Linked DNA regions of Homo sapiens: region 1 is linked to region 2. Evidence: read pairs that join two places in POLR2A ChIA-PET (ENCODE). Cell type or tissue: endothelial cell of umbilical vein. All regions are shown on one strand. Links, peaks and the distances in the headings refer to the core of each region. The heading gives the core; the rest is flanking DNA. Region 1 overlaps RNF144B (ring finger protein 144B). Region 2 overlaps RNF144B (ring finger protein 144B).

Region 1 (10,060 bases), core at 1,065-9,064, 57 kb before region 2:
TCCTGGGTTTGTTTATGCTAGAGGATATTTTCTAATCTATTTCATTTTTTCAAATAATGACAACTTATGTGTAATATCATGTATGTACTCATTGAGTTTGAGCATTATTCTTTTAAAAAGGGCAGATCATGAGGTCAGGAGATCAAGACCATCCTGGCTAACATGGTGAAACCCCGTCTCTACTAAAAAATACAAAAAATTAGCTGGGCGTGATGGCGGGCACCTGTAGTCCCAGCTACTAGGGAGCCTGAGGCAGGAGAATGGTGTGAACCCAGGAGGCAGAGCTTGCAGCGAGCCGAGATCGCGCCACTGCACTCCAGCCTGGAGACAGAGTGAGACTCCATCTCAAAAAAAAAAAAAAAAAGTAATTAATAGATATACAGTTTATTTAAGTAATTGCAGTTCCCTGACTACGAGAGGGGCAGCCTATGTTTCCATTTGTTCATGTCCTCTTAGGTTAGGGCATGCATTAGAACTGTTTTTCTGATTGAAAGAATGTACGCTGGTTCATCTTGTCCTTGAATGACCAGAGAGCTGGTTGGAGATGCAAGCGGAGAGTAGAGCTACAACACTGGCCACAAAGGAGGTCTACCATAAGCCCTTGCTTCCTTCATTGCTGTTGCTACTGCTACCAGCCAGCAGGTCACCCTGCCATTGTATTTGGATTGTATTTAGGGTAGAACTTCAGCTAATGGCTGATAATGCTCAGCACTTTACTAGACTCAATTAGTACCATTGGGTTCACTAATAGTTTCTGTTAGGAAAAGGAACCAGTAGCTAACCAAACTACTCTATTGGGCAGAAGTACCAAGATCAACATAATGCTGATTTTCAGATTGCATTGAGTGGAAACTGGTTGCCTGGTGTGTTCTTAGCTGATATGGGGATAGCTTTCCTAACAAGGCAAGGATGGGACCTTTAGATTGCTGCTCTTTTTTTCTGCTTTATTAGAATATTAGCTTCCCGAGAATATGTCTCCATTTTACAAGGCAACACTTCAGCCTTTCTTCATCACCACCCACCCTTCTCAAAAACTTTCCCCTTTGCTACCTCCCTCCCATATTTATGCATTCATATCTGTTATTCTAGCTACTTCACAGTGATGACTCGATGTCTCACAAAGGCATATAAACACATTGAGAGTATACATATGTCTCCTCTTCTGTTTGTCCCCTGTACTTGAGTAACTCTTAGAATTTCATAGCATAGCTTGGAATTAAGACCTCAGTGCAGATCAACTGGATTTTTATTTACATTAATATCCTGTGGCATCAGTAATATCTAGCTGATTCATTTTAGTAGCTTTCTATTTCTCTTAGTCTCCTTAGTTGTGCTTTAGCAGTTTCTCCAAATTTTAAAGTTTCTGCATAATAAAGTAAAAATTCCAAAATAATTAGGGATAAGTGTCCTAATAATAATTAGGGTAAGTATCCTAATAAAACATTATCCCTTCCAATTACACTATCTTTTTGTGTAAGGGAATAACTGTGTTGATTTTGGATAATCAAACAGACATAAACTACATTGGTTAAAAATACTTTGAATAGCTGGGTGTGGTGGCTTACACCTGTAATCCCAGCACTTTGGGAGGCCGAGGTGGGCGGATCATGAGGTCAGGAGTTCAAGACCAGCCTGGTCAATATGGTGAAACCTCGTCTCTACTAAAAATACAAAAATTAGCCCGGCGTGGTGGTGGGCACCTGAAATCCCATCTACTTGGAACGCTGAGGCAGGAGAATTGGTTGAACCCGGGAGGTGGAGGTTGCAGTGAGCTGAGATCATGCCACTGCACTCTAGCGTGGATGACAGAGTGATACTCCGTCCCCTACCCCCCAACCAAGAAAAAAAAAAAAAAGCTTTGAATGTTGGCTCTCCCATCATTTGCATTTTTGGAGCAGATTGCTTTTTCAGGCCATCAGCAGAATATGAAAATTCCTTATACATTCTGTGCTGAAGTATTCCCTTCTTTGACAATTCTAATGACAAGACACGAGGGGAAAGGCGACTTTCCATTCTTTCCTATCAGATAGTACTTGCTTCTCATATAATGAACACTTTATAGTGCAAGAGACACATAGAGCAGGTAGAACTGCTGGTTCTCCTTTCCTGGTAATTTAGTGCAAACTCAGACGTTTCAGAATGGCTTTCCTTCCTTACATGGCCCAACCAATCTGTCTTGTTCTATGATTAGGTATATATAAGCAAGTGATACCTGCTACCAACCTTAGAATGCCTAAACTTGAAAGGCAGCTGTCAGATTTCAAGGTGCCCCTTGCATTCTCTGCCAAAATTCTTTTCACAAGGGGTTCTTGACACTCGGTGAGAGGCACAGTCACATCTATAATCACTGTAAAAGTAATTATAATTGTTAGCTTTTAAAATCAAGTGGTAGGGTGGATAATTCAAGTCACTTTCTTATTTTTGATAGAAATGTGAGGTATGAGGCAGTAGGAGTGAGTTAGCCTCTTTCTGGAATGAAGACTTTTCTTGAAACCTGGAGGGGAGTGGATGTGAATTGCTTGTGCCCCTGTGAAGTTGTGGCCCAATGGGAGGGACAGGAGGAGCTGGGAGTGTGTTATCAAATGCCCTGAGCTTCCTGAGGCTCTACTATTGGGGGTTTCATGCTGTGAAGACCGGTGAATAGTAATATGACACAAAGGAAGAAATGCAAGGAAACCTTGGAGCCATTCACAGGCATCTCAGGTGTGGGGAAATTCATTAGAGGCTTTCAGGATTCTCCTGTTTACTGATTGAAGAGCTCATTTTGCAATGAATCAATGGTGAAAGGATTTCTTGTTTGATATTCTTTTTTTTTTTTAAATGAAGTGCTCACTGCATTTCATTCATTTTTTTAACTATCCATTGTTGGTTTTGCCCAAAGTGAGAAACGAAAGGGTTGGTTTTTAGTCTGTGCATGGTGCAGGTTTAGGCTTCTGCAATGGTGCCTGGGGGGCTGCTGAGTGGGGAAGGTCAAGGGGACTGGCTCTGGACACCCACTATTGGGTGCTGGCACTTGTCTACCTGAATCTCTTTTATACAGTGGTGGTTTGACTAAGATTTTTGTTTTTGAAAGCTCATTGCTTGAAAAATGTCTGAGAGCCATTGCTTTAGGGAATTGGTGTTATTGTACACAGAAAAATAAATCACTTTTTGAAGAATCATTTTGGATTGTTCACATCTCAAGGAGATGAAATATGTAACTTTTTTCCTCTATGTCACTGAGTCATAAGTCCTGCCTTTTTGGAATGCTTGGAATTTTTTAAAAAACAAAATGCATCTCTGCTATGTAAAGGTTTTTCTATTATAAAAATTACATATGTTTTTTATAACTTTGACTTCATAGCCTATAGGCATGTAACTCCTTAGTTTTAAGGAGTAAAAACTTACGTACTGTTTATAGTAAGAGACAATTATGTTTCACATGGTCTTGATTACCACAATTTTTAGTTCTACCTTCAAAAGAAGACTATTTCTAAGAAATATCTAATTATAGGTATTCCATTATGGATAATAATTGAGGTATTATTAGAGGAATCCAATATGTCTTTCAAGAGTATCCAATTAATTTCTAAGAGGTATCCCAATTATGTCTTTGTTTTTCAAGAGTACATTAAAACTTTGGCCTGTTTAATATTTCCTTCTAAAAAAATAATATAGAGTAAGACTGAGAAATACTTGGATTTCTCGAAGAGTACCTAGATCTCTTGCTAGGTCAGAACAACAGGATTGGCTATTCACACCAGCTTTCTCCACATGGCTAAGTGTATTTGACATTTGGGGTGTGGGATGGTTCTGGCCTGTGTCATTACCCTTTTTCTCCTACTCAGGAAGCATTTACTACCTACGTTTCTTCTTGTTGTTTTACTTGGGATTTCTCTTGAAAGAAAGATAATTCAGAATAGATTGCATAAGCAGTGAAGCAGCGTTGAGAATGTACAGGTGAGAAGACAACAGATGGGAAGTTGGTGGGACTGTGTGCCATGAGCCCGGGAGTACTGGAGACGCAAGCTGATGACAGTTGTTTAAGCATGAACTGGGAGGAAGGAAAAGGTAAAGTCATTCATTTTTACCCGTATGTTTATCATAAAGAGAGATTTTTTACAAAAACTCAAAATCCTGAATTTGACGTGCAGGTCTATTTGAATTTAATTTGCTCTTGGATGACAGCTCCTCAGTAGTTAATGGAATAACGCTGTGTCTTGAACTTTATCCGGCATTTGCTGAGAAAAAAACCATGTCTTCCACATGGAAACTAACCATTAGTTAGCTTCCTATTTAATTATTTTGAATCAGGTTTTCTGGTACTGAGTACTGGGAGTAGGTGAAAAACCTTGAATGCTTCAGGTTGCTCGAGTTAGTAATCGTTGACTTTCTGGTATGACATTAAGAAAGTGGATGTGGACAGATTGACAAGCAAATATCTCATTTATTTTTTTCCTTTTCTATCTAATCGAATTTGATTTTCCCCTACTTGTTTTAGTACTTTTGTACTTACATATTGAGACTTAAGCTATTGTTGGGAGTAGGTAGCAAATGATTACATGTAATTTCTTTTGTCTGAAAATTAAGAGGAAAAGAGCTTGGTTCTTGTAGGGGGAGGTGTATTTGCAATTATTTCTATGGCAGAATTTATTAGAATTGGCCACTCTTTAAAAATAGTAAGAACTATAGGATTTTGCTTTTGTTTAACCAGAACATGAAATTTCCAGATGTGATATAAAATATGAATATGTGGAGAAATTATTTTCACAATTATTTAGTCTCTTTTAAAGATAAAGATTCAGAATAAAAACAATCTAGTAGAAGAACTTTGGCTGTAGTTTTTATTTTTCAGTCTAAAGATGTCTTTTCCCATGGTCATGCTGTGTGGGGAGACAAATTTTGTTTCTGTGCAGCTTCAGGGACCTTAAGGATAGCTGTAGTCATGGACTTCAACTCTCTTTTCCTCTTTCTGTCCCCCTTCCTCCTTCTTTTCTCTGCTTCGTCTGTCCATGTGATATCCACACAAGGCAGCTCTGGTGTAATGGATCTGGCACTGGGCTTGGTGGCCTCAGAAGGCTGAGGATTGTCTTCTGCTCTGCCATGTACAAGCTCTGAGAACTTTGGCAGATTACCTAACTTATCAGTATCACAATTAATCTATAAAATGGGGAAAACAATTATTTCATCATCCCAAGCAGAAACTCTGTACCCGTTGAACATGCCAGGTGAGGAAGCATACCCTGACTCGGGAGGTGGAGTCGGGAGGGTCATGTCAGTCCAGGAGTTCGAGGCTGCAGTGAGCTATGATTGTGCCACCACACTCGAGCCTGGGCAACAGAGAGAGACCCTTTCTCTAGGAAAAAAAAACCCCACAAACAGTAACTCTTCATTTCCCCCTCCCACCAGCCCCTGGTAACCTCTATTCTTCTTTTTGTCTCTCAGAATTGACTACTCTAGGTACCTCATTTAAGTGGAATCATACAATATTTGATTTTCTGTCTGGTTTATTTCAGTTAGCATGATGTCTTCAAGGTTCATCCATGTTGTAGCATGTGTCAGAATTTTATTTCTTTTTATTCCACTGTATATATAGACCACATTTTGTTTGTTCTTCTGTCTTTTTAATTTTTTATTTTTTGAGACGTTTCATTCTGTCACCCAGGCTGGAGTGTGGTGACGCAATCTTGACTCACTGCAACCTCTGCCTCCTGGGTTCAAGTGATTCTCCCGCCTCAGCCTCCTGAGTAGCTGGGATTACAGATGTGCCACTGTGCCTGGCTAATTTTGTATTTTTGTATTTTTTGTAATTTTGTATTTTTAGTAGAGACGAGGTTTCACCATGTTGGCCAGGCTGGTCTTGAACTCCTGACCTCAAGCAATCCACCTGCCTCGGCCTCCCACAGTGCTGGGATTACAGGCATGAGCCACTGCGCCCAGCCTCATTCTTCTGCTGATGGACACTTGGGTTGCCTCCACTGTTTGGCTATTGTGAATAATGTTGCTATGAATATGGGTGTACAAATATCTCTTTGAGACCCTGCTTTCAGTTCTTTTGGGTATATACCCGATTGCTGGATCATATGTTACCTCTTTGTTTAACTTTTTGAATGACATTCTATTTTAAGTACTTTTTGAGTCTGTTGAATTGATTGTAGTGATGCAACTCCTAAATATGTTTGCTCATAGTGATATTTCCCGCCCCTGACCTTCATTAAGGTATAATTGACAAATTACATTTGCAGTATACAATGTGATGTTTTGCTCTATGTATATAAATGCTTAAATCAAGCTAATGAACATCATCACTTCACATTTTTCTTTGTGTGTGTGTGGTGAGATCATTTAAAATCTACTCTTGGCCATTTTCAAGTATACAGTGTATTATTACTAACTCTAGTCACCAAGCTGCGTGAGAGCTCCCCAGAACTTATTCATCTCATCTAAATGAAACTTTGTAAGCTTGACCAACATCTCCCCATTCCCACCCCACCATAGTGGTCTTTTAATTTCCATAGCTCATATGATGTGAATCAGGACAGTGAGGTCAGCTTACATTTCAGGACTTCAGGGATACCTTGCCGAGGTAGGTGAACCACTCTCTAGCCCGTCGTTCCCAGAAATGCATTAGCTGTAAGTTTTGGGATAACTGAGGGTGAGAATTTGATCAGCTGGCCTCCAGACGTGTTGGCTAAACAATAGCTTTATCAATCCATATAATATTTTCTGCTTTGGACCTTTCTATAGGGATTGAGGAGACTGAAGAATGCTGAAGACAGGCTGATGGGCTCAGCTGGTAGGCTCCACTATCTCGCCATGACTGCTGAAAATCCCACTCCTGGAGACCTGGCTCCGGCCCCCCTCATCACTTGCAAACTCTGCCTGTGTGAGCAGTCTCTGGACAAGATGACCACACTCCAGGAATGCCAGTGCATCTTTTGCACAGCTGTGAGTTTTCCTTGATGCTTTCACTATGAGAAAATACAAAGGGAAAAATCATAAAAGTAGGATATATTTCTGTGGTTTACTGAGAAACCAGAGTGTGCTACAATATGATCCTGCTTTGGAAAGCATTTCATATTTGAACCTATTTCCAAATAGTATCTTAAATGGTAAATCCTGGGTTTACTTGTTTTAGCTGAGTATAATTTATGTTTGAAATTTAATTATTGGTTGAATAAATAGTCTTTCTGTTAAGGTTCAAACTATGGAACAGAATAGAAAAATTTTAACATGCTGGCCAGGTGCGTTGCCTCACACCTGTAATCCCAGCACTTTGGGAGGCCGAGGCGGGCGGATCACAAGGTCAGAAGATCGAGACCATCCTAGCTAACATGGTAAAACCCCGTCTCTACTAAAAATACAAAAGAAATTAGCTGGGCTTGGTGGCGGGCGCCTGTAGTCCCAGCTACTCGGGAGGCGGAGGCAGGAGAATGGCGTGAACCTGGGAGGCAGAGCTTGCAGTGAGCCGAGATCAGGCCACTGCACTCCAGCCTGGGCGACAGAGCGAGACTCTGTCTCAAAAAAAAAAAAAAAAATTTAACATGCTGTAGTTAACTACCACCTATAAGAAACTCACCAGGTATTTTAAATGATGGAGAAGTCAGGTAGTAATTTACTTTATGTACTGAATTTTCATTCATATACTTGTTCATCTTCTACAATGTACATGATATAAATTGTACTTTGTCATAGCTCCTTTTATGCTGTTTTCACAGTATGCTGAATCCTTCTTATTCCACTTAATGAGAGCCCTATAGACCTGCAGAAGTGGGCTTATCTCTTTTAGTGTGACACCTGGTATCAACACCTGTGACCTTTACTGCCACTTTTCCTTGAAGGTTGGTCGGTTAAGGTATAAAGGTAGGAAATAGATTGAGTTCCTGTAGGCTTCAGTGATGACACAGAATAGCATTGTTCATTTAATCAACAAATATCTGTTGAGCAGGAACTATGTCCCAGGAATGGTTCTAGGCACGAGGATTTATCAGTTAAGGAAACAAAACCCAGCGAAGTTTCTTGCTTTTAGGAGCTTATATTCTATATAAGAACGTTGTGTAGGAGTTCAGGGCTTAGAGGATGTTGCTGTTTTAGGTAGGGGGATCAGAAGTAGGCCTTGCTGAGGAGTGATGTTTGTGCTGCCTCTCCTTCCTCTTGTTGTTAGTGTGTGTTGCTTTATAGGAAGTGAGGAAATGGCCTTGTCATCTCAGAGCAACTTCAGTTTCCTTTGGTCTTGCTTTGTTTCTGAAGGCTGTCCTTCAAAACAATTATTTCTCTGACTTTCTCACCCTTGCTGCAGACCCTTGCTAATCCTTGAAACAAATGAGTCAGAAGCAACATGTGGTGAAAATCAGTATGCAAATATTTCACTGAGGGTTACTGCTGTTTAAAAGAATTCAATTTTTGCTATGACATTTAACAGTGCAGAATTTAAGCGTGTGCGTCAACATTGGGGAAATAATACATGGTGAAGGTTGTATTTCATCTTCTCAGGGAGCTAACACTGTCCTGTTATTGTTTCAGTAGATTTTAGTTCCTGATTCAAAACAGCATGGCTGCTTCTCATTTCTCTTTCAGCAATTTGAGGGTAGGAGTTAGTACAGTTAGCTTTTTCAGTCATCTAGATTCACACTTCCTCATTGTTAGGGAGTGCTCAAAAGCAGAGAGTCAAATGGCTGAATGTTTTTTGGTATCCCTCAATTTTGGATCCTTTTGCACCTAGAAACATTAACTTTCCCTGGCATCCTGTTACCTGTTACCTGTGAGCTGCCAAAATAGTAAGCGGTGTATGATTACATTAGTGTCTGTAAAATTGTAATTTGAATCAGATTCACCTGAAATACTCCTCTAACTTTCTTTTGGTTAGAGATTTATTTCTTGTTTTTAAAAAAATGACTTAAAATGTGTCTAATACTTCCCAGACTTTAATTTGCATCTGTATTCAGTATCAAATGTTTTGTATTTTCGAGGCTGAAAAGAAATTTGTAACTTTTTCATATGCCACATACTACTGACTTCTACTTTTAAACAGAATTGGATGACATCTCCCAATTGCTTGTGCCTACCATATATTTAAAATGGTTTTACTGAGAACCACCCCCCTGCCCCAGGGAGTATCCACATGTAATGATCTTCCTGCTAGATTTGATGTTATGCCGGTATATACTGGTATATGTAATGTATATATTTTTTCTTTTCATGTTAGATGGATAATGTGCTTATGGTGTAACCAGGTTTGAGGGAGGCATATCTCATGTGACTGGGAGAAGCCAATCATCATGCTTATGAACTACAAGAGGATCTATACTGGTATATTTTCTTGGATTTAATAAAGCTTTAACAATATTCTGTCATTGTCCTGTCTTCTGTAAGAGGCATCCCTGGCCATTTTGCTGTGAGCCTAGCTTTTTTTGTTGTTGTTTCCAAGATCACCACACTCCAATTCCAACTCTACCCCAACTCAGCTGTGTAATTGGGCACATGATTAATCTCTTTGGGCCTCTGATTTCTCCTGTGTAAAATGAAGGTGCTAGGATCCTTCACAGTGCTTCAAATAGGGGGTGCAGTATACTCTGGGTATGCAGAAGGGACAGATGTGGAGTATCTGACTTGACCATTGAATGTTAATCAGTTATTTCCTTATCTTTAGAGAGACCTGGCCTTTAAATAGATGCCCCAAGTGTGTTCCACGGACCACCAGCTCTGGGAAACAGAGATATCCTTGAATGAAATGTTCCATGGTCAAATTAGCTTGGGAACTGCAATGTTCTTCTGTTCCTTTCTTAGAGGGATGTAAGGCACATTTGCATATTAGAGGCTCTGTGAAATCTTGTGGTTAAAGGGAAAGCAGGGGAATCTTGTTTAGCTTCTTCTGATGAAGCATTTCCCTTTGACCGTGCCACCCTTTTGAGTGGAACATCTATTGCCCACAACCAGTGCTCTGAGGAACACTGCTTTAAATTATTTCATGTAGGTAATTCTTGATTTAAATAACATCCAGGGAAAGGAATGTGGTAGATGTTGTCTCAAATAAGCCATCAATATTATCTAGGTTCTTGTTAAAGGATGTTCTAGCTGTGAA
Region 2 (10,060 bases), core at 740-8,739:
ATCTTATGTAGTCATTGTTTTTGTGGTGAAAACATTTTACATCTACTTTCTTAGCATTTTTCAAGAATGTAATATATTAAGTATAGTCACAATGTTGTACAATAATCTCTAGCAATTCTAAGTTAGTAGTTACCCAGTTGAAAGAGCAATAAATGTACTTTGAGCTCAGAGGTGCCTACTGTGAATCAAAAATAGAGAAAGTAGATGGAAAAACAAATTGTATAAGTATTCTTTGTGCTTTCAGACAGAGTTACCAATTTCCCTTTTCTTATCCAAAAATGCCATTTATGAATTTCTATAAATGATCTGTGTGTAGCTGTTTGACTGTAAGGGATAAGTCAGCTGTCACTGTTCCAGTTTTGGTTTCTCCTCTTTTTGTGCTGTGCAAATTCTGCACTTTCCCAGACTTGTCTGTGCTGGATGCAGGTTTTATATTAATGTATTGATATGTTTACTTCCAATTCATTACTTTCATGGCCTGTGTTTAATGAGGTGTTGGTAAACAGTCTTTGGCGGGATGAGGGGAACAACTCTGATTTGTAGTGCTTGCCAGTTTTTTTTTTTTAGATGGAGTCTTGCTCTGTCACCCAGGCTGGAGTGCAGTGGCAATATTTCAGCTTACTGCGATCTCCGCCTCCCGGGTTCAAGTGATTCTCCTGCCTCAGCCTCCCGAGTAGCTGGGATTACACGTGTGTGCCACCAGGCCTGGCTAATTTTGTATTTTTTAGTAGAGAAGGTGTTTTCACTATGTTGGCCAGGCTGGTCTCGAACTCCTGACCTCAGGTGATCCACCCACCTCGGCCTCCCAAAGTGCTAGGATTACAGTTGTGAGCCACCACACCCAGCTGAGTTTCTAAGGTGTAAATATTAATACTTCCACCATGGCTAATTTTAAGCTACCAAGGTAATGTCACTGAACTTGGAGTTGGAAAGAGACACAATTGGTTCTCATGAGCTGGCAAGATCCCACTTCGGGATGTGAATGCCCTTGTTCAGTGTTTTCTTTAAGGACAGAATCTTAATTCTAATATCCAGAAAAAGTCTGTTCTCTCTTCTACAGCTTCTAAATGCTGCCTGCAAAGTTGCTACCTCAGGGATTTTTTAAAAAAGATCTGTTGATATGGTGCTTTATCTCTTTGTAATCTAATGTCATTGTGTTTTGTCTCAGCATGTGTTTCCTGCTTTGTTTTATGATTAGGAGGGACTAGTTTTACCCCCCTGTTTTTAGAGTTGATTAAAGGGGAAACTACATTTGGATATTTGGATAAAAAAATCATAACAAACTTTCCATATATAACTATTAAATATTTCTTACCTCTACCCCAAGAGATCCTCATCAATATTTGTTGATAATTTCATTTTTGTTATCTCATGGGATGCACTGTCATTTATTTGCATTGCTTGGTTTCCCTTTTCTTTTTTTGACATTGTATTCATTTTAAACATCTATTTCCTTTTCATACTGTGAAGCTTCTGAGGAGGAAAGCCTCTATTTTTCATCTCCATGTGCCCAGGGTCTCTAACAAGTACCTGAAACCAGTCATTTGTTGAATAAACAATGAATAATAGACATGTGTCTAATTTTCAGTCTTATTGTCATAAGAGGTCATATCTGGAGAAGTTATTTGGAATAATCCAAATTTAATTGAAGTCGAGGCTTACTTACGATATGAGTTCCGTAAATAAGTATGAAAGAAACCTAGAAGTAAGACCTGGATACCATCCATGGATGGGAGAAAGAAAGCAGTATTGATGATAAAGGAGAAGGGACCATGAGAAGAAAAGAGAGGGCAGGGCCTGACACATAGAAGACAGAGTGACGAGAAGTGTCCAGGGTCAGAGATGGATTTGGAAACATTTGCTGAATGTGACTATAGAGGGATGTCACTTGTAATTTTTACAGAGCAGTTTATTAATGTGTTTAGAGCAAAAGTTCATTTCAGATACTTAAGAAGGATTTGAGTGGATAGGAATGAGAACCAGTGAATGTGAATTGCTCATCCAAAACTAAGCTGAGATAGGAAGTAAAATAAAAGTTATGTATAGAGAATAGAATTCTAAAAGGGATAGTTATTTGTTTTAATGTTAAAATTTGTTTTTCATTGTTGCCCTTGTAAGTGATACTTCATAAAGGAGGTTTAATGTTTAAGTGCTATATGGAAAGTTCCAAGTCTTGCCAAATCGATGACTTTCGAAATTTGAGAGCCCTAATTGAGGTGGGTGGAGAGCTATGGTCTAATAGAAATCATAACATACTTTCAACACCAGGACTGATATTGGATGATTTTAATATGCTGTGCACATCTGTTGATGAGAGTACTAGAAGTGAATTGGAAAATTCCAATACAAGGCAATTCAAGATGGTATTATTAGTATGTGCATTATAAGTCAATTGTTGGCATAGAAATACATCTATATGCTTTTGAAAAACCCAGAAATTACTGCTCTGAATCAATAGGTGGGCATCCCCTCACTGTTTCAGGTAAGTTGGAGCACACAAACAGAATGAGAAACAGCCTTGCCTACCGTCAGAGAGGCCATCTCCATGAAATGAATAGACAGCAGCAATTAACAAGATGCCGATTCTGTGCTCCTTCCCCCAAATTAAGGCATGTGCACAATAGAAGGTAGTTCACTTAAGAATGGATAGGTTATGACTTGAAGAAGAAAGGGAATTTTTAGGGGAGAGGAAAAGCATAGGATGAGAATTGTGTATATGGAGAAGAATATGAAACAAAGGGGAAATTTGAATGTGTTTCAGTATTATAAAAAAGTAAATGATTTTTCTAGGGGACAGCTTAGTTCCAGAATTGCTTTATCTGTTTGTACATATGCAGATCAAAGTAGCTTTTTAAAACCAATTTTAAAAAATTATAAAAGTAGTACTTGACCTTTTTTAAAAAAAAATTTCAAGTTTAGAGATGAAGTAAATCTTTGCCTCCTCTCCTAGCCCCTGCCTTTACTCAAGAGTAACTGTTATGTTTTTTTAATATTCTTCTGCAAATGTTAAAGTATATTTCTATATATACATATTTTTATTTTATTTATTTTGAGACAGTGTTTCTCTCTGTTACCTAGGCTGGAGTGCAGTGGCATGATCTCAGCTCACTGTACCTTCTGCCTCCTGGGCTCAAGCAATCCTCCCACCTCAGCCTCTCAAGTAGCTGGGACTATAAGTGTGCACCACCATGGCTGGCTACTTTTTTGTTGTTGTTGTGGAGATGAGATTTCACCACTGTTGGCCAGGCTGGTCTTGAATTCCTGGGCTAATGTGATAGGCCAGCCTTGGCCCCTCAGAGTGCTGGGATTACAGGAGTGAGCCACTGTGCCTGGCCTATATATACATGTTTTTATAAAAATGTTTCATTTATACTCTTTCTGTCTGCTTTTTTTTTTTTTTTTTTTGAGATGGAGTCGCACTCTGTTGCCCAGGCTGGAGTACAGTGGCACGATCTTGGTTCACTGCAACCTCCGCCTCCCAGGTTCAAATGATTCTCCTGCCTCAGCCTCCCTAGTAGCTGGGATCACAGGCGCCCACCACCACATCTGGCTAATTTTTGTATTTTTAGTAGAGATGGGGTTTCACCATGTTGGCCAGGCTGATCTCGAACTCCTGCCTCAGGTGATCCACCCGCCTCAGCCTCCCAAAGTGCTGGGACTACAGGCATGAGCTACTGCACCCAGCCTGCTTTTTTTTTGTTTGTTTTTTTCTTACACTTAACATTATATCTTAGAGGTCTTTCCAAATTGTTATATTGATTTATTTTTTTTAAAAAAGCTATGTGGCGTTCAACTGTATGAATGTATATTATTTGCTCACCTACATAGAAACCTTATAGACATGGCATAGCATGTTAACTTTTTACAAAGGTGTATCAATTTTTATTGTACACAATGTTTTCTACAGGATACTGTATGTGGATGCATTTTTAAATTTCTACTTACATACACATTTCCATGTGCCTCACATTTAGAATGATAAAATCATTGGTTTGGAAAAGACTTTAAAAGTCATCTTGGACATGATGCTTTAATCTCGTTGATAAAATATCTACCACACAGGAGGAACAGTCCTTGTTTGAACTGGGTACTTGCTTGCTATTACCAGAAATAGCCACATCAGCTAAGATGCTTTCAGCTGCAAGGAACAGAATGCCTGCCTAAAAGTGACTTTAACAGCAAGGGCATTTCAGTACCTCACTCACAAGTCCAGAGGTAGGCTGTCATGGGTTTTGGTTAATTTATTAGGTTGGTAAAATTGCTGTTTTTGCCATGTTTTTAATGAAAACACAAATTATTTTTTACCAACCTAATAGCATCTCTGAATCATTTAGCTTTCCCTCATAGCTGCAAGATTGTTTTGATGATCCAAGCATCATAACCTCACACAGTTGGGTTCAAAGGCAGAAAAACAGAAAGGCCTTTCTTTCCTATGTATCAAGGTGGAGATCCAGTCCCAGAAGCCCCTTAGTGGACCTGCCTTTGCCTCTCATTGGCTAGAATCATGTCACATGTCCAAGACTTAGTTTCATGGAATTGTGGGAAAGAATATCTCTAGAATATTCAGATTTTATAGTGATAGGTCTTCATAAGGAAGGTTCAAGGGGGTTGGGAGAGATGTTGAATAGACGCTCTACAGAGTTGGCTAGAGTAGTCAATTTCCTTTTTGGATAGAGTCAAAATCTGTCTCTTAGTTACTCCACTAATGCTCTTAGTTAAGCTCTGTAAGCCATTCCTAAGGAATAAGGACTTCTAATGAAGGAAATGTGTAGAAAGCTGTAAAGTTTTCCTCCTTTTTCTTTTTCTACACTCCTTTGCATGGACCTTTATGTGCTGTCATAATAGTGAAAAATACGGAAGTTCAGTGTTTTCTCTGGCTCAAACTCTTTCCTTGCTTTCAACGGACTGTGCCATAGCTGCACTGCGCCATAGCTGCACTGCTTACTAAGGTCCTTTCTTTATAGTAATTCATCAAAACCTATAATTTCTCCTTTATTTATTTGTCTGTGCTTCCCTTTTGTCACCCCAGATACCTGAAATAATAAGCTGGTAGAAACAAGTCGGAACTTCTACCAAGTAGTTTTAATTGATTAGAGCTATGAGAACAAATTGCATCCTTGTATCTTTTTAAGGTGATCACTAGGGATGCTATAAATTTTAACAGTAATATGTGTTTTAAGTTTCCTTTTCCCTTATTTTTCCTTCTTTTTCATCAAACTTTTAAAAGATCTCTGATTTAGAAGGGAAGCGAAGTAGATATTTGATATGGGAGTCTTTCACTCTAAGTTACATACTAACCTTCATTTCTTTGGGCTTAGTATTTGTGAAGCGGTTGTAATAGATTGGAAGAAAATATTAAATGGTGTAGAAATAAAAGACCAAGGCCTTGGATCCTATGTGTGCCACTGTTTCCTTGACTTCTTAAGGTTTTAGTGATCTTGGAGGGTCCATCTCTGTTGGGGTCTGAGCATCTGTGAATTATAGAATTTCCTCCTTGTGATTGCATTTGTGTGAAGGGTTCACTGTTCTTTGACCCCCACCCTCCAGAATTCCTAGATAAGACCATATATTTAAGGATGCAATTTTTGAATGAAAACTTATAACAAGATAGATCCAATTATTTCATTTCTAGGCGAGACATTAGTGGAGACAGTATTTTATTGGAACATTTCAGACTTTCTCCTTGATATTGAATGTGTAAAATTATTAACTGTAAAAACTAAATTCCTACTTAATACCTTTATTTTCTTTTTGCACCATCCTTTGGATTTGTTTGCCTCCTGTGTGTACATTTCTAGGAATCATGAGCCCTAGGACGTTTAAAACTAGAATGTTGTCAATTCAAATTTTGCAAAATACCTGAGTTCAGAGAAAAAAGGGGTACTCTACCCCTCAAATAACATCATTTTTTACATGGTATGTTCCCTTAAAGGTCATAGTATATGGAAAGAACATGGGGTCTGCTACTGAATAAAAAAGAGATACCAAGCAAGATTTGCAAACACTTAAATAGATGGCTGTCAGTTCTCCAACTCTATCTTCTTTCCTGTATGTCATATGGAACTAGCCAATGTGTTATGACTAGCTATTATAATGGTCTGTGAAAGTCTCTCTGCCTTTTGTTTCTAGAACATGTGGGGGTTTTTTTTGTTTGTTTTTTGTTTTTGTTTTTTTTGTTTTGTTTTTTTTGAGACGGAGTCTTGCTCTGTTGCCCAGGCTGGAGTGCAGTGGTGCGATCTCAGCTCACTGCAACCTCTGCCTCCCGGGTTCACGCCATTCTCCTGCCTCAGCCTGCCAAGTAGCTGGGACTACAGGCACCCGCCACCATGCCCGGCTAATTTTTTGTATTTTTAGTAGAGATGGTGTTTCACCCTGTTAGCCAGGATGGTCTTGATCTCCTAACCTTGTGATCCGCCTACCTCAGCCTCCCAAAGTGCTGGGATTACAGGCGTGAGCCACAGTGCCCGGCCCACATGTGGGTCTTTCACACATTGTCCCTAAGTTGCACATTGGTAGGGAGCAGAATATCCAAACTGACAGGTAATCCAACTTCTTGGCTAAGCCACACCAGATACTGTTTAATCCCTAAACTATTTGATTATTTTCTTCCTTGTTCTTTAATTTCCTGGGAATGTGGAAGAAACCTCACTATCTGTTTCTCAGTGCCTGAAAGGACAAAGTCTTTTTGGAAAAATATCTTATTAAAAATTTGCTTTTTATGTCCAATTCTCTTCCAAGATAGTGCCCAAATAATTGTAGAAGGGATTTGAGATTTTTGCCTATTTTACGTGCTCAAAGGTGGGAAATATTCTAAAAGTCTTGTGAATTTTGTTTACAGAGAACACTTTTTATCTGTTCATAAAGGCAATGGTAAGCTATTCTGTTAGTACCTACTTTGAGAAATGTGGCAGGGCTTAGCGACCTTGTAAATGATAGGTTTGGATCCATTATGAAGACTAATAGTAGAAATCCTCACCCTTGTTGTATTATACTTCCATAAATGTCAGTTTAAAAAAGAGGGTAAATGGGGCAGGTGTGGTGGCTCATGCCTGTAAAATCCCAGCACTTTGGGAGGCCAAGGTAGGCAGATCACCTGGGGTCAGGAATTCGAGATCAGCCTGGCCAACAAGGTGAAACCTGTCTCTACTAAAAATACAAAAATGAGCCAGGCGTGATGGTGCGCACCTGTAGTCCCAGCTACTCGGGAGGCTGAGGCAGAAGAATCGGTTGAACCCAGGAGGGGAGGTTGCAGTGAGCTGAAATCATGCCACTGTACTCCAGCCTGGGCGACAGAGTGAGACTCTGGTTCCAAATAAATTAAATAAATAAGAGGGCAAATGAAGGTGAGAAAGACTCAAACATGAATCGGGCAGACCATCACATTTTCTTTCTTTACACTTTAGAAGTTCATCTGGACCCCTACCGAACATGGTGTCCTGTTGCAGACTGTCAGACAGTGTGCCCTGTTGCCTCGAGTGACCCAGGACAGCCTGTGCTGGTGGAATGCCCTTCTTGCCACCTGAAATTCTGCTCGTGTTGCAAGGATGCTTGGCATGCAGAGGTCTCCTGTAGAGACAGTCAGCCTATTGTCCTGCCAACAGAGCACCGGTAAGAAAGGAAACTTTGTCTTTGGGATTATTCACTAGTTTTCTTAGAAATTCAACATACCTTACGTGTAGAAGGAGTTACGTTGTGATGGCGTTTAGAGATTGGTTATTTTCCTGCAGAACTTCCCTGAGAAGTGTCTCAGAATTGGTAAGTTGCCAACAAAAAAGCATTTCTAGTTGTTTGCCCCAGAGGAATCTTCCAGATATTGCTGGAATTAAAGTTTGTATGAGTTTTGCTTTCTCTTTAGGTAGTGAGGCACCGTGGTCTACTGGTTCTCAGTAGGAAATCATGACTTGTTCCCGCTCTTTGCTCAGATACAGTATCTGCCTGTATTGGTATATATCATTCTTGTTGCTTGCAAAATGAGAAAAGAAATTTTCTTACCTGACTAAATTGCCAGCTCATGATGTGTGACAGTCATATTAGAAAGAACACAACAATAGAAACAACGGTCCTAAATTCTTTCAGCACGTAGAAAGGAGGGTTCTCTCATGATATTTTATGCTCTGTAAAGGTTGAGATTTTATCGTGATAGGAAGCAATTAAATCTGTACCTTTTTAGTACAGCGGGTTTTTTTTTGTTTTGTTTTGTTTTTGAGACAGAGTCTTGCTCTGTTGCCTAGACTGGAGTTCAGTGGCACGATCTCGGCTCACTGCAACCACTGCCTCCTGGGTTCAAGCGATTCTCCTGCCTCAGCCTCCCGATTAGCTGGGATTGCAGGCACTTGCCACCACGCCTGGCTAATTTTTCTATTTTTAGTAGAGATGGGGTTTCACCATATTGGCCAGGCTGGTCTTGAAATCCTGACCTCAAGTGATCCACCCGCCTAGGCCTCCCAAAGTGCTAGGATTACAGACATAAGCCACCACACTTGGGCGATACAGAGGGTTTTTATGGCAACAGCAGTGCCCAGAGTGAGAGACCTCTGTGTTTCATTCCTGCTTTGCTTGAGGCTATCGTTGTTCTGCATCAGCAAGAACAAAATACGAGTGTTGTAATCCCATTGGCTTAATCACACAGTGCACCCAGAATGTGTAGAACCAGGCTTCATGAATAGTAATGCTACTTGGCTACGATGCTGTGCTTGAATCTCAGAACAAACAAATGGAGAGGAATAGAGAAGCTAATACACATGGCAGGCATGTGCCCTCTTAGCCGGATTCAAACCACTGTTGCCTACATTTTCGTGGCCATAGCAGGAAGCTCCGTGGGTATCACAGGGCAACGTAAAGAACTCAGAGGATAGGAGGATTTGCATTCTGACATTGTCACTCGGTATCTGTGTGTCTCATAGAAGCCACTCAGCCTCTGTGAGTCTGTTTCCCTATCTGAAAATAAGGGAATTAAGATACAAGTTGAGCATCCCTTATCCAAAATACTTGGGATAAGAAGTGTTTCAGATCTCAGTGTTTTCAGATTTTGAAATATTTTCATGATATGTTTATTGGTTAAGCATCCTTACTCTGAATACCAGGAGTCAGAAAGGCTTCAATGAGCATTTCCTTTGTCATGTTGGCACTCAAAAAGTTTCAGATTTTGGAGCATTTTGGATTTCAAATTGTGGACTAGGGATGCTCAACCTGTAATAACTGTCTTATGACAATATGAGGTTATTGTTCATACGAAGTCTGATAATAGATTTGACAACACTCTGTGAGTTGGATATCTCTGTGTGCTGGGTGGTGGTTTTGATGGGCAGTAGCTAAAGTGTTACATGGTGCTATCGCTCACTCCAATTCCTGTTGCTTATTTTCTGTGCCCCTTGGGGCTGTGAGCCTGTATTGGTCTATTCGTCTGTTTGGAGAAGGTCTTTTGAAAGTATTTGACATTATTTTAAAGTGTTTATATTTGAGAACCCCTTCTCCATTTGTCTAATGAACAGACCATTAGATAGATTATATACGCCCAGTTTGGACCCTGACCTAGTTTCTCTGCTGTGTAGCCAACTCCTTGCCATTCTTATTTAGGCAATGCATGCTTAGGGAATGAAATATTAATTTGACAAAATAGTGAGTTAAATCAGTGGTGGAAACTGTAATTATATAATTCACTGAAAGCCAAAATAAATAAAGATTCCTTCTTGTATGAGTTATCTGTACATCTAATAATGTTTTTGCCCACACCCTTTCTTTTGGAAGTGAATTAAGCATGGATAACTGTGAGTTCATTATCTAACCATCAGGAGCCCTGGGAATTCAACTGATGACCATCAGCTGAATGCCATTTCTCATCCATTTTGTTTCTAGAGCCCTCTTTGGGACAGATGCAGAAGCCCCCATTAAGCAGTGCCCAGTTTGCCGGGTTTATATCGAACGCAATGAAGGCTGCGCTCAGATGATGTGCAAAAACTGCAAGCATACATTTTGCTGGTACTGCCTCCAGAACTTGGATGTAAGTTCCACCTAGGTTTGTTGTATGGTGTTTCCTATACTGTATCTGCACCACAGCTGA

The links. ChIA-PET counts read pairs that join two places held together with the same protein. Peaks named below come from ENCODE experiments on the same cell type or tissue, not always from the same donor. Only the 100,000 strongest peaks of a DNase experiment are listed, where the experiment ranks them.
Region 1: POLR2A ChIA-PET joins it to region 2 with 8 read pairs; 6 of 35 experiments call an interaction of 5 or more read pairs at or near these places.

The regions. Positions count from the first base shown.
Region 1 is chr6:18,392,773-18,402,832 of GRCh38, forward strand. RNF144B (ring finger protein 144B) reads left to right here. Exons shown (of 8, transcript NM_182757.4): 2 at 6,727-6,927. The coding sequence starts at 6,763. It overlaps LOC124901544 (small nucleolar RNA U13), which reads right to left and starts at 9,280; the gene lies at 9,179-9,280. RefSeq lists enhancers at 7,998-8,097, 8,208-8,257. In endothelial cell of umbilical vein, for the core only: no CTCF peak of the experiment used is centred there; a DNase peak (open chromatin) is centred at 8,219; H3K27ac peaks cover 6,042 bases.
Region 2 is chr6:18,449,752-18,459,811 of GRCh38, forward strand. It overlaps RNF144B (ring finger protein 144B), which reads left to right. Exons shown (of 8, transcript NM_182757.4): 5 at 7,404-7,608; 6 at 9,856-10,000. Among named protein-coding and RNA genes, the nearest start is that of RNF144B, 67 kb to the left of the region's middle. In endothelial cell of umbilical vein, for the core only: no CTCF peak of the experiment used is centred there; a DNase peak (open chromatin) is centred at 4,880.